Linked DNA regions of Homo sapiens: region 1 is linked to region 2. The links are chromatin contacts, found by Hi-C in ENCODE. All regions are on one chromosome and are shown on one strand. The core of a region is the stretch at or near the end of the contact, and the rest is flanking DNA. Distances in the headings are between cores, read along the strand shown.

Region 1 (4,883 bases), core at 279-2,778, 310 kb before region 2:
TTCCTTCCCTGTTTGGATTATTTTGACAGCAAGCCTGAAATACAATAAAAATAAAATAAAATAAAACATTTCTCCCTCCTGCAAGCTAAGAGCAGACACAATTTTTAGAATATTAGCTTAGCAAACATGAAAAAGATTGCCAATTTTCTGTGTTGCTAAGGTTGTGGTGAGGCAGGCGCTCCCACATACTGCTGGTGGGAATAACAATGGACACGATCTCTCTAGATGGCAATACAGCATCACAGTCATGATCTTATGATCTATGTCCACGTGACAAACCCATATTTAAACAAGTAAAGTGGAGATACTTTAACCAAATCTGTTTTGGTCCCAAATGTTCAAAATACCCCCTGTCCATTGCTGCTGCTTCTGTGCTGGGTGTGGTGAGATAATATATTACTGATATTGAGACACTCACGTTTCATTGGGAAATGGCTTTTGAAACCAAAAAACACTTTTGAAATGCAATTTCCCAATAAAACTCATACCCTTTGATTTAGTAATTCCTCTTTGACGGCCTTATTCAAAAGAAACAATCAGACAAGGGTGAATATGATTTGTAAAGGAATGGTAATCATAGTATTTACAATATAGAAAAGTTTGATGCATGGCCCATGTCCAAGAATAGGAGTGAGTTAGATAAATGATGGTACAACCACAAAATGGAAAACTATGTAGAGATTGAAATGATAGTGTTGATGTATATATTGGGGATGTATTGATGATGTTGCAGACACATATATATTTACATAGAAAAGGGTCCCCAATTTATCATTGAGTAAAAGAACAAATAAACCACCATATTTTGTGTAATCTTATTTTTGTTAAAAGTTCGATGTATCTAGAAGCAGCACAGTGAAGAGGTCAAAGTAAGAGCTAGTGGAGTCCCATTGACCCAGGTTTCAATGCCTCCTCTATTGCTTGATTGCTATAGTTTAAATATTTGTCCCCTCCAAAATTCATGTTGAAATTCAATCCTCAATGTGCAGTATTGAGAGGTAGGGTCTTTAAGAGGTGATTGGGTCATAAGGACTCTGCGTTATTTCACAAATTAGTGGATTAATGGGTTATCATGGGAGGGGAACTGTTGGTTTTATAAGAAGAGAGAGAGAGACCCAAGTATAGTATGCTAGCATGCTCAGTCCCCTCACCATGTGATACCCTGTGCTGCCTCAGGACTCTTTAGAGAGTCCCCACCAGCAAGAAAGCTCTCACCAAATATGGCCCCTTGACCTTGAACATCTCAGCCTTTACAACTATAAGAAATAGGTTCTTTTTCTTTATAAATAATCCAGTTTCATGTATTCTATTCTAAGCAACAGAAAAAGGACTGACATTGGTGTTTTACTTTGCGAAAATAACCTCCCTGAGGCTCTGTTTTCTTATCTATGTAATGTATACAATGTGGAAAGTAAAACTTCCTCTTGCAATTTTGTTGTGATACTGAAACCTGAAAATCTTTGAGAAACACTCAGGACTGTGCTCATAGAAGGACTTCTGTGAAATGGGCTTTCCATTCTTAACTGCAAGTCCAGTAGGCCAGGCTCCAGCCCTGACAACCTGGTGATTCTAGGAAGCGCACACCATTGCTTGGCTTTCAGTTCCTTCTTCTACCAAGCCTGATGGACCTTTCTCAGTTCCCATGACTTCTGTGAGTTCTAAGTGAAGACATAGACTTGCCAAAGACACAGAGTGAGAGTTGCAATGGCCGGATGCAGCAGGACTATTTTCGTGGGCTCATATTTGCACTTATTAAGCCCTAAAAGGCTGTAACAACCAGAGCTCACATAGGTGGTTCTGTGTGCTACACATTACTCCAAAAACTTAACTATATTAATTAACTAGTTTGATTCTCACCACAACTGTATTGGAAAGGCATTATTATTTATCCCGATTTCACAGACAAGAAAACAGAGGCACAGAGAAGTTGAGTAACTTATCCATAGTCAAACAGCCTACAAATGATGAAACTTGCATTTGAACCCCGGCCTGTCGTTTTTTTTTTTTTTTTTAATGCCTGTGCTTTTAACCACTTTATTAGTTGGACTCTAAATTGAGATGTTAACACCACTGGGAGAAGAATGGTTGCCTCTCCTGACTGTGCAGATCATCTTTGGAGAGAAGAGAGTAGACAGGCAGGAGAAACACCCGCATCAAGAACGTAATCCTAGGTTTCTGAGATTCTGGGAGACTTACTAGTCTAAAAAGGACCATTTAGCAATTTTTTCTAATAGTTCTACATTGCATGTGTAGTACTTGTTGTTATCTATCTACCTATCTATCTATCTAATCTATCTATTAATCACCTATGCATCCATGTGTACTCATCTTAATGACAGCATCCCTGTCTCCCTCCTGGGGACCAAGGGGTCAAATGCTGCTCCTCTACTTCTTCTCTCAGGATGGCATCAGGTCCTGCAGGTCAGGCCTAGGGGGTCGTGGAACCTTCACAGGACATCAGGGGTGTGGGAAGTGAGAGGGACTGGGCACCCCTGTCATGGGGAAACGCCTGGATGGGAGAGAAAGCAACCCCTCCAAGCAAGAAGAATTCTGGAAGGATTTGTTTTGGAGACACTAGTTATAAAACAAACTATTTAGGGAAGTGTCTTAAAGAGGAAGGGGTGGCAAAGAAAGAGGCCCTAGGACAACAGAGATTCATCCGCCCCACTGCAGGTGGCGAAATGGTACCGCCGCCAAACTCAGGAGAGCATCCCTGCATCATGGTACCTGAGGGTGGGGGCACTCACCTGTGAGTCCCAGCAGCCGGAGGCAGCAGCAGGGTTGGACGAAATAGTTTGTGCTGTTTCTCTCAGGCAGGGCCGAGAGGCAGGTATGGGCATCATGGTGGGCCCTGGAGCCTGCTCTGCCTGCAGGTCTGTTCTTGGGAGGTCTTGGATTCTGCTCTGCTGAGAGAGGCAAAACTATGTGTTCCATGATATAAGAGGAAGTTACTATGATGGGAGGAAAGGGCTGTAGGATTATGACCGTTCCAGTTTCTAGATTGTGAAATAGGAATCAGACACAAGCTAATAAGTTACTGATATAAGGGTCCCAAGGTGCTTGGAGGGGCCCTGGCAGACACCCTTAGTGCCTAGGCTGTGTCCTTTGGGCCCCTCACTTTGTGTCAGGTGTGCTGGTGACCCTTCCTCATCCAGGAGCCCAGGAACAGGGTCTGCCATAGAGAACGGTGTGTCCAGCCTCCTGTGATAGTCCAAGACCTGGGCTCAGATGAGCTGTGCAGCTAGTCAGGAGGAGGGCTCCCGGGAATGGGGCTTCACAGGTGTGGATCCCTGTTTTTCCCCACTCCAGAGGTGTCAGTTGTAAAAATGATCCTGAAGCCATATCTGATGGGAGGCTTTGGCTCTTCAAAGTACGCTTACAGGGGAAGTGACTTTGAGTGAGCAAGGAGTTCGATCTTGGGAGGAGGAGGATAGTTTCTGTTTTAGAGAAAAGGGGAAGAAGCCTGTGTGTGTCAAGCGGGGGGTGCAGGGCCTTAGTGTGCTCATACTGCAGGAACAGTGACATGCAGAAACGCAGCTGGGAGGAGGAGGGGTATCTCTTTTTTCTGTCCCTAGTCTGGGGCCACCTCTTGGGAGAAGGGAGTGGAGGAGATGTAGAAACACTCACACCAAGAATACATCTCCTCTCCTCCTTCTGAGCAGCAGCCACCTGCACATGAAATCACATTCAGAGCCTCTAGCCATGAGCTCATCACTTCTGTGGACCCAGTGCCAGACACTGCCTCCTGTGACTCAGTTTCCCCACTGCTCCCCACCCCTGCCTCCTTACCAGTGGCTGACCGGATGTTGGTGATGAGAATGGTGATGAGAAGGGGTGGAATGAAAGGGGCCAATCAGCGATGAGATTTGATTGCTCTGTAGCATGATGAGTGTCCCTCTCCCCTCGACACCTTATTCTAGCTTGTTAAACATTTTTTCTGAGAGGGATTTCTTGACAAGGAACTGGCCAGAGTGTTCCGTTTAGCACTCTTTGTTCTAACTCTAATCCCTGTCTTCACTGATGACAGATTCTATTTTCTAGAGCTGACTGCAACAAGGTCCCTCTTCACTCATGCTCTTCGACACTCTTCCCATGGAGATGTAGGCATATGTTCCCTCCCCCTGAGTTTGGGCAGGTCTGTGACTGCAACAGAAGGGATGTGATGTGACTTCTGAGGCTAGACCATAATAATTCCCTGCATTTCTACCTGGCTTTCTTGGGATGCTAATTTTTGGAACCTTGCCACCATGCTATGAGGAAGCCCAAACTAGCATGCATGAAGAGATCACATTGCAGGGACACATGTAAGAGTTCTAACTGACATCCCAGCTAAGATGCAGCCAATATCCATTATCAATCATCAGACATGTAAAAGAAGAAGCTTCCAGATGACCCAGCAGTTGAGTCATCCCCAGGTGAGTTTCCCAACTGAGACCCCAGGCAACATATAGCAGAGATAAGTCATTCTTGTACCCTGTCTGAATTCCTTACCCACAGTGTCATTGATCATAATAAGATGGTTGTTTTTTTGACCTTGTGTTTTGGGGTGTTTTGCTATGCAGCAGTAGTAACTAGACAGCACCCTTGGCAACATCTTCCCCACCCCCACTGACCACACTAAAATTAAACCTTTGTCATTGTTTTAGTAAATTGTTGTAATGGATGCTTTCATTACTGGGTTTCAATCATTTTTATTTTTCTGATATAGGGATTTAAGGCTATAAATTCCAAGTACAGCAGTAACTACATGCCTCAAGTTTAATGTGCAGTATTTTAATTATTATTTAGTCCAAAATATTTTCTAGTATCTGTGGTAATTTCTTTTTTGATAAATCAGTTATTTAGATTATTTCCCAAATTCCTAATATATGAGGATTTTCTAA
Region 2 (4,757 bases), core at 1,796-4,295:
GGGATCATAGGCCTTTTCCCACCTGACTTCCAGAGCTGGGATGAACCCAAATAAAGGATGAAAGTGAAAGTGCCCTGAATCATTAAAGAGACAGGCAGAACTCCCTGTGCCACCCTGGAGGGATCTGCAGGATGGGTTGTTACGTAAGACAAGGCGCCTTGCAACAACTGCTGCCTGGCTGGCCTCCCAGCTTCTGCCCTTCCGTGGTGGCTGTTCTCCCCTGGTAGCCCCTGGATTCTGTTACATAAAATACCAGGTCAAAGAATTCCCATGGGACCCAGCAATTCCACATCTGGCTCTATACCCAAAAGAACTGAAAGCAGCGTCTCAAATAAGTATCCGCACACCCATCTTCATAGCAGCATCATTCACAATAGCCGAAAGGAGGACGCAACCCAAGTGTCCACTGGCAGATGAATAAATGGATAAGCAAAGTGTGGTATATACATATAATGGAATATTATTCAGCCTTAAAAAGGAAAGAAATTTTGTCACACGGTACAGCATGGATGAAACTCAAGGATATTATGCTAAGGGAAATAAGCCAGACACAAAAAGATAAATACTGCATGATTCCACTTATATGATTCATCTTGAGTAGTCAAATCCATAGCAACGCAAAGTAGAATGGGGCTGGGGGACGGGGGAATTCGTGTTGAATGGGTGCAGTTTCGGTTTTGAAAGATAAAACAGCTCTGCATGCGGATGATGGTAACGATTGCACAGTGATATGAATGTGCTTAATGCCACTGAGCTGTACACTTAAAAATAGTTAAAATGGCCAGTTTTATGCTGTGTATATTCTACCACAATAAAAAAAATTGCACCAAAAAACCCCAATGAAACCAATCCTAGCTCAGTCCTCTCCTCTGCTCCATCTTCCTGAGGCTCTGGTTGTATGCCCCAACCTGCATTCCCCATGCCACCCCATATGTTCTGCACTGCGCCTCCCTGACCCATCTCCTGCCCCTCCCCTCGCTCACTTTGCTCCAGCCCTGCTGGCTTGTTCACTCGTTCTCCAACCCACTAATTTCATGCCATGCTTGGGGCCTTGGCACCCAATGTCCTCTCTACCAAGAATCTGTCCTGGATATCTGCAGGGCTTGTTCCTCCCCATCCTCCAAGCTCAAGTCAAATGTCTCCTCAGAGGAGACATTTCCTTGACCCCCTGGACTGAAAGCACCCCCCCACAACCCCACTCCTATCCTCCTCTATCCCTTTACCTAAATGTATGTCTTTCATAACATGTATTAATATCACTACCTGGAAGAATACTTTAGCTTTGTCTGCTGGCTACTCTGTTAGAGTGTCAGCTCTGGAGGGTAGGAATCTCACTTTTTCATGCCTCACAACAATGCCTGGCACATAGTAGGTGCTCAATGAATAGTTATCAAATAAATGGAGAATGATCTTATTGATGTATGATGCATACCTATGACACACATGTTATATCTGTGCAGATGTAAATATATGGGAAAGGCCTGGAAACATGTCCACCAACATACAGTGGTGAACCGGGGAGGAGGGTGGGCAAAGAGGATGGGGGAGTGGCTGTCAAGGGGCCCTTTCAGGGTTCACTGAGTTCACTCAGCTGCTGCATGCAACTCTTACCATGCAGATCATAGGTATGTGAGTTTTAAAAAAGAGCTCTGAGGTGATGCTATGTCCCATGTAGCGTCTATGAGTGATTCTCCCCAGCCTCCCAACTACCCTGCAAGGGCGTTGTTACTCCTACCCTTCTATGAAGCGAAGCGCATTCTGCATTCCCCAGAGTCACCGAGCTCCTGCTACACACCAGGCATGGTTCTGGGCTCGGGAGACACCAGAGTGAAGAAGCAATCCTGCTCTCATGGAGCTTACACTTCAGTGGGGCAGATGAACAATAAATAAATAATTAAAACAAGTCTGTTGGGGCAGGGAACAGAATGGAGAAGTGTACAGAGTGAAGGGGCGAGAGTAGAGAGAGCAAGGGAGGTGAGTGGAGGTTTGCAATTTAACAGCGACACCAGGAAAGCCCTCACTGGGAAGGTGACATTTAAGACCTAAAGGAGGTGAAGGGGTGCTCTGATTTTACTGTGTCCCCTAAAGCTCATGTGTTGGAAACATAATCCTCAATGCAACAGTGTTAAGAGGGGCACTTTAAAGACATGATCAGGTCATGAGGACTCTGCCTTCATGAATGAATTGACGCTGTTATCACAGGAGTGGGTTACTGACAGAGTGGGTTCCTAGGCCAGGCGTGGTGGCTCACATCTGTAATTTCAGCACTTTGGGAAGCTGAGGCAGGCGGATCACCTGAGGTCAGGAGTTTAAGACCAGCCTGGCCAAACATGGCAAAATTCTGTCTCTACTAAAAATACAAAAATTAGCTGGATGTGGTGTCAGGTGCCTATAATCCCAGGAGGCTGAGGCAGAAGAATCACTTGAACCTGGAAAGTGGAGGTTGCAGTGAGCGAGATTGCACCACTGCATTCCAGCCTGGGCGGCCGAGTGAGACTCTATCTCCAAAAAAAAAAAAGACAAGAAAAGAAAAGAAAGAGAGAGTGCATTCCTAATAAAAGGATGAGTATGACTCCCTTCTTCTCTCTCTTTCTTTCCCAACCCCTTTGTCCTTCCACCTTCTGCCATGGGATGATGGAGCAAGAAGGCCCTTACCAGATGCAGCCCCCCTGGATTTTGGACTTCCCAGCCTCCAACCCATGAGCCAAAGAAAATTTCCATTCTTTATAAATTACCCATTCTGTGGTATAGTGCTATAGCAACACAAAACGTACTTAGCCAGGGATTTATCCAGGCAAAGGCAAGTGCAAAGTCCCTGAGGTGGGCACATCCCTGGTGTACAGGAGCAATGGCCACCGTGGCTAGGACACGTTCTAGGGGGAGAGTGGTGGGCTTGGAATGGTGAAATCCCTTGCCTCACAAGTAGGGCAGCTGAGAGCAATATCTTGGGCCTGTCTGACTGTAAAGTGAAGCTTTTAACTGCAAAGGGCCTGACACTCTTTCTAGTGAGGAAAGCCAGAAAGGGTGAGCGTATGTTATTACCAGGCATTGCGCCAAACACGTTGGGGAATCACATGGGGGAAGCCCCCACCCTTCTGGGGCTGCTGCTGCCGTAGAGAGGAAGGGAAACTGAGAAGTCAGCTAAGAGCCTGAGCAGATACTATAAGAATCCATCGTGATTGCTGTTTTCCGTTTCTCTGTGTGTTGGTTGTGGAAGGAGTCTTAGCACGTGTACACACAGCATGTGCATTCCTACCTCTGAGTGTGTCTGCCTGAGTGTTTATGGCTGCATAGGGGTCTTGAGTCTGCTGCCCACAAGTTAAACAGTGGTTTACTTAGCCCTCCCCAACTGTGTGAATGCAAGTGTGCATGGGCATCTTCATCTTGTCTTTGTGTTTATACATCTCTGTGTTTATACATCCCTTGTCTTTGTGTTTATACATCCCTTTGTGTTTATACATCGTCTTGTCTTTGTGTTTATACATACCTGGGAAGGTATCCATGTTCATCAGGAGGCATGTATCCATGTCTGCATGTCCAAAATGAGTGTGTGTCATTGTGCATGTGTTTCATGGATCTGCACAGCTGTTAAGAGTTCTGTCTCTGTAGCCTGACTCCCTGGGTTGGAATCTAGGTCTGCCACTTACTGGGTATGACCTTGAGCAAATTACTCAACCCCCTCTCTGCTTCACTTTCCTTATCAGTAAAATGGGCATATTAATAAAACATACCTTATAAGGTTGTTGTGAGGATCAAACAAATGAATATATGTGGAATGCTCGGATTGATGCCTGGCACATACTAGGAGCCATGTGTGAGCCGTTGTGATGTTAGGGCTCTTTCTGCGTGCATGTGTCTGTCTGGGTCTATCTGGCTGACTGAGCACACTTGCCCCAGCTGATATGCCTCGTAGCATGCAAGTTGGCATGCCTAAGTTCACACCTTACCTACGTCTCTGTGTGCACAACCTCAGTCTTAGCCCCGCATGTGCAGTGCCCAGCCTCCTCTGCCTGACAAGAGCAAATGTGGCTGGCTGGGGTGGGGACTGGAGGAAGGGCCAGCAGGAGGGGGCTCCTGCCATGGCCTGGCCAGCTGGACTTTTCACAGCCCAGTGACTTTGTCCCTCTGATCGGCCAAGTGGCTAGACAGGCAGGCAAAGGAAGTGCCCCTCTTCCAGGCTGTCCCCGGCCTGTGCCATCTCTATCCCTGATCACAGGGATTGGGTTTACACGCCTGATGCCCCTCGGGATTGGGGGATCCAAGAGAGCAGAGTCAGGCCTGAGCCACCTTTGTGTCCCCACATCATAGCTGTCACTGTTAATGATGGCTAACACTTACTAAGGACTGGCTGAGAGGCAGGCACTGTATTGGTTCTGTATTGATACATGGTCTAACTTGCCAATCCTCATGCCATTTCCCTGAGATAGGTCCTTCCATTGTCCCCACTTCATGGGTTTGGAAACTGAGGCACAGAGAAGCGAATTGTTTACTTAACTCACACAGCTGGTAAGTGAAGAGACCAGAATCCAAGCTGATTAAATACATGTTAAGTGACCCAGCTCATTGAATGAGACACAGAAGAGCCATGTTTGGGATGGAGTGGAAAGATGGAGAACAAGGTGGAGAGTGGTTCTGGCAGAGGAAGGGGCCAGCTTGGCTCTCTGCAGGGGAGCCCTGGGAATGGGAAGGAAAAAGTGGATGGGGCCAGATGGTAGGGGTCTGGAAGGCCAAGTGGGGAAGCTTGCATCTGAGCTGGC

What was found. Hi-C counts contacts between places; a loop is a spot of excess contacts on that map. Pooled maps may share reads with other maps.
Region 1: a loop to region 2 is called in a map with no recorded cell type, with 6 times the contacts of the local background. The contact joins two enhancer-like sites. A Hi-C loop is called at or near these places in 3 of 37 single-sample maps with no recorded cell type and 4 of 50 pooled maps.

The regions. Positions count from the first base shown.
Region 1 is chr20:1,534,408-1,539,290 of GRCh38, forward strand. SIRPD (signal regulatory protein delta) reads right to left here. Exons shown (of 4, transcript NM_178460.3): 3 at 2,748-2,903; 4 at 1-34. The coding sequence ends at 18. The region is part of intron 2 of LOC105372499 (a long non-coding RNA gene); the gene reads left to right. Among named protein-coding and RNA genes, the nearest start is that of SIRPD, 21 kb to the right of the region's middle. Within about 2 kb of position 1,529, at least 4 of the 41 ENCODE cell types and tissues checked have a DNase peak (open chromatin) inside an H3K27ac peak, as active enhancers do.
Region 2 is chr20:1,841,811-1,846,567 of GRCh38, forward strand. No RefSeq gene overlaps it. Among named protein-coding and RNA genes, the nearest start is that of SIRPA, 51 kb to the right of the region's middle. Within about 2 kb of position 3,046, at least 8 of the 41 ENCODE cell types and tissues checked have a DNase peak (open chromatin) inside an H3K27ac peak, as active enhancers do.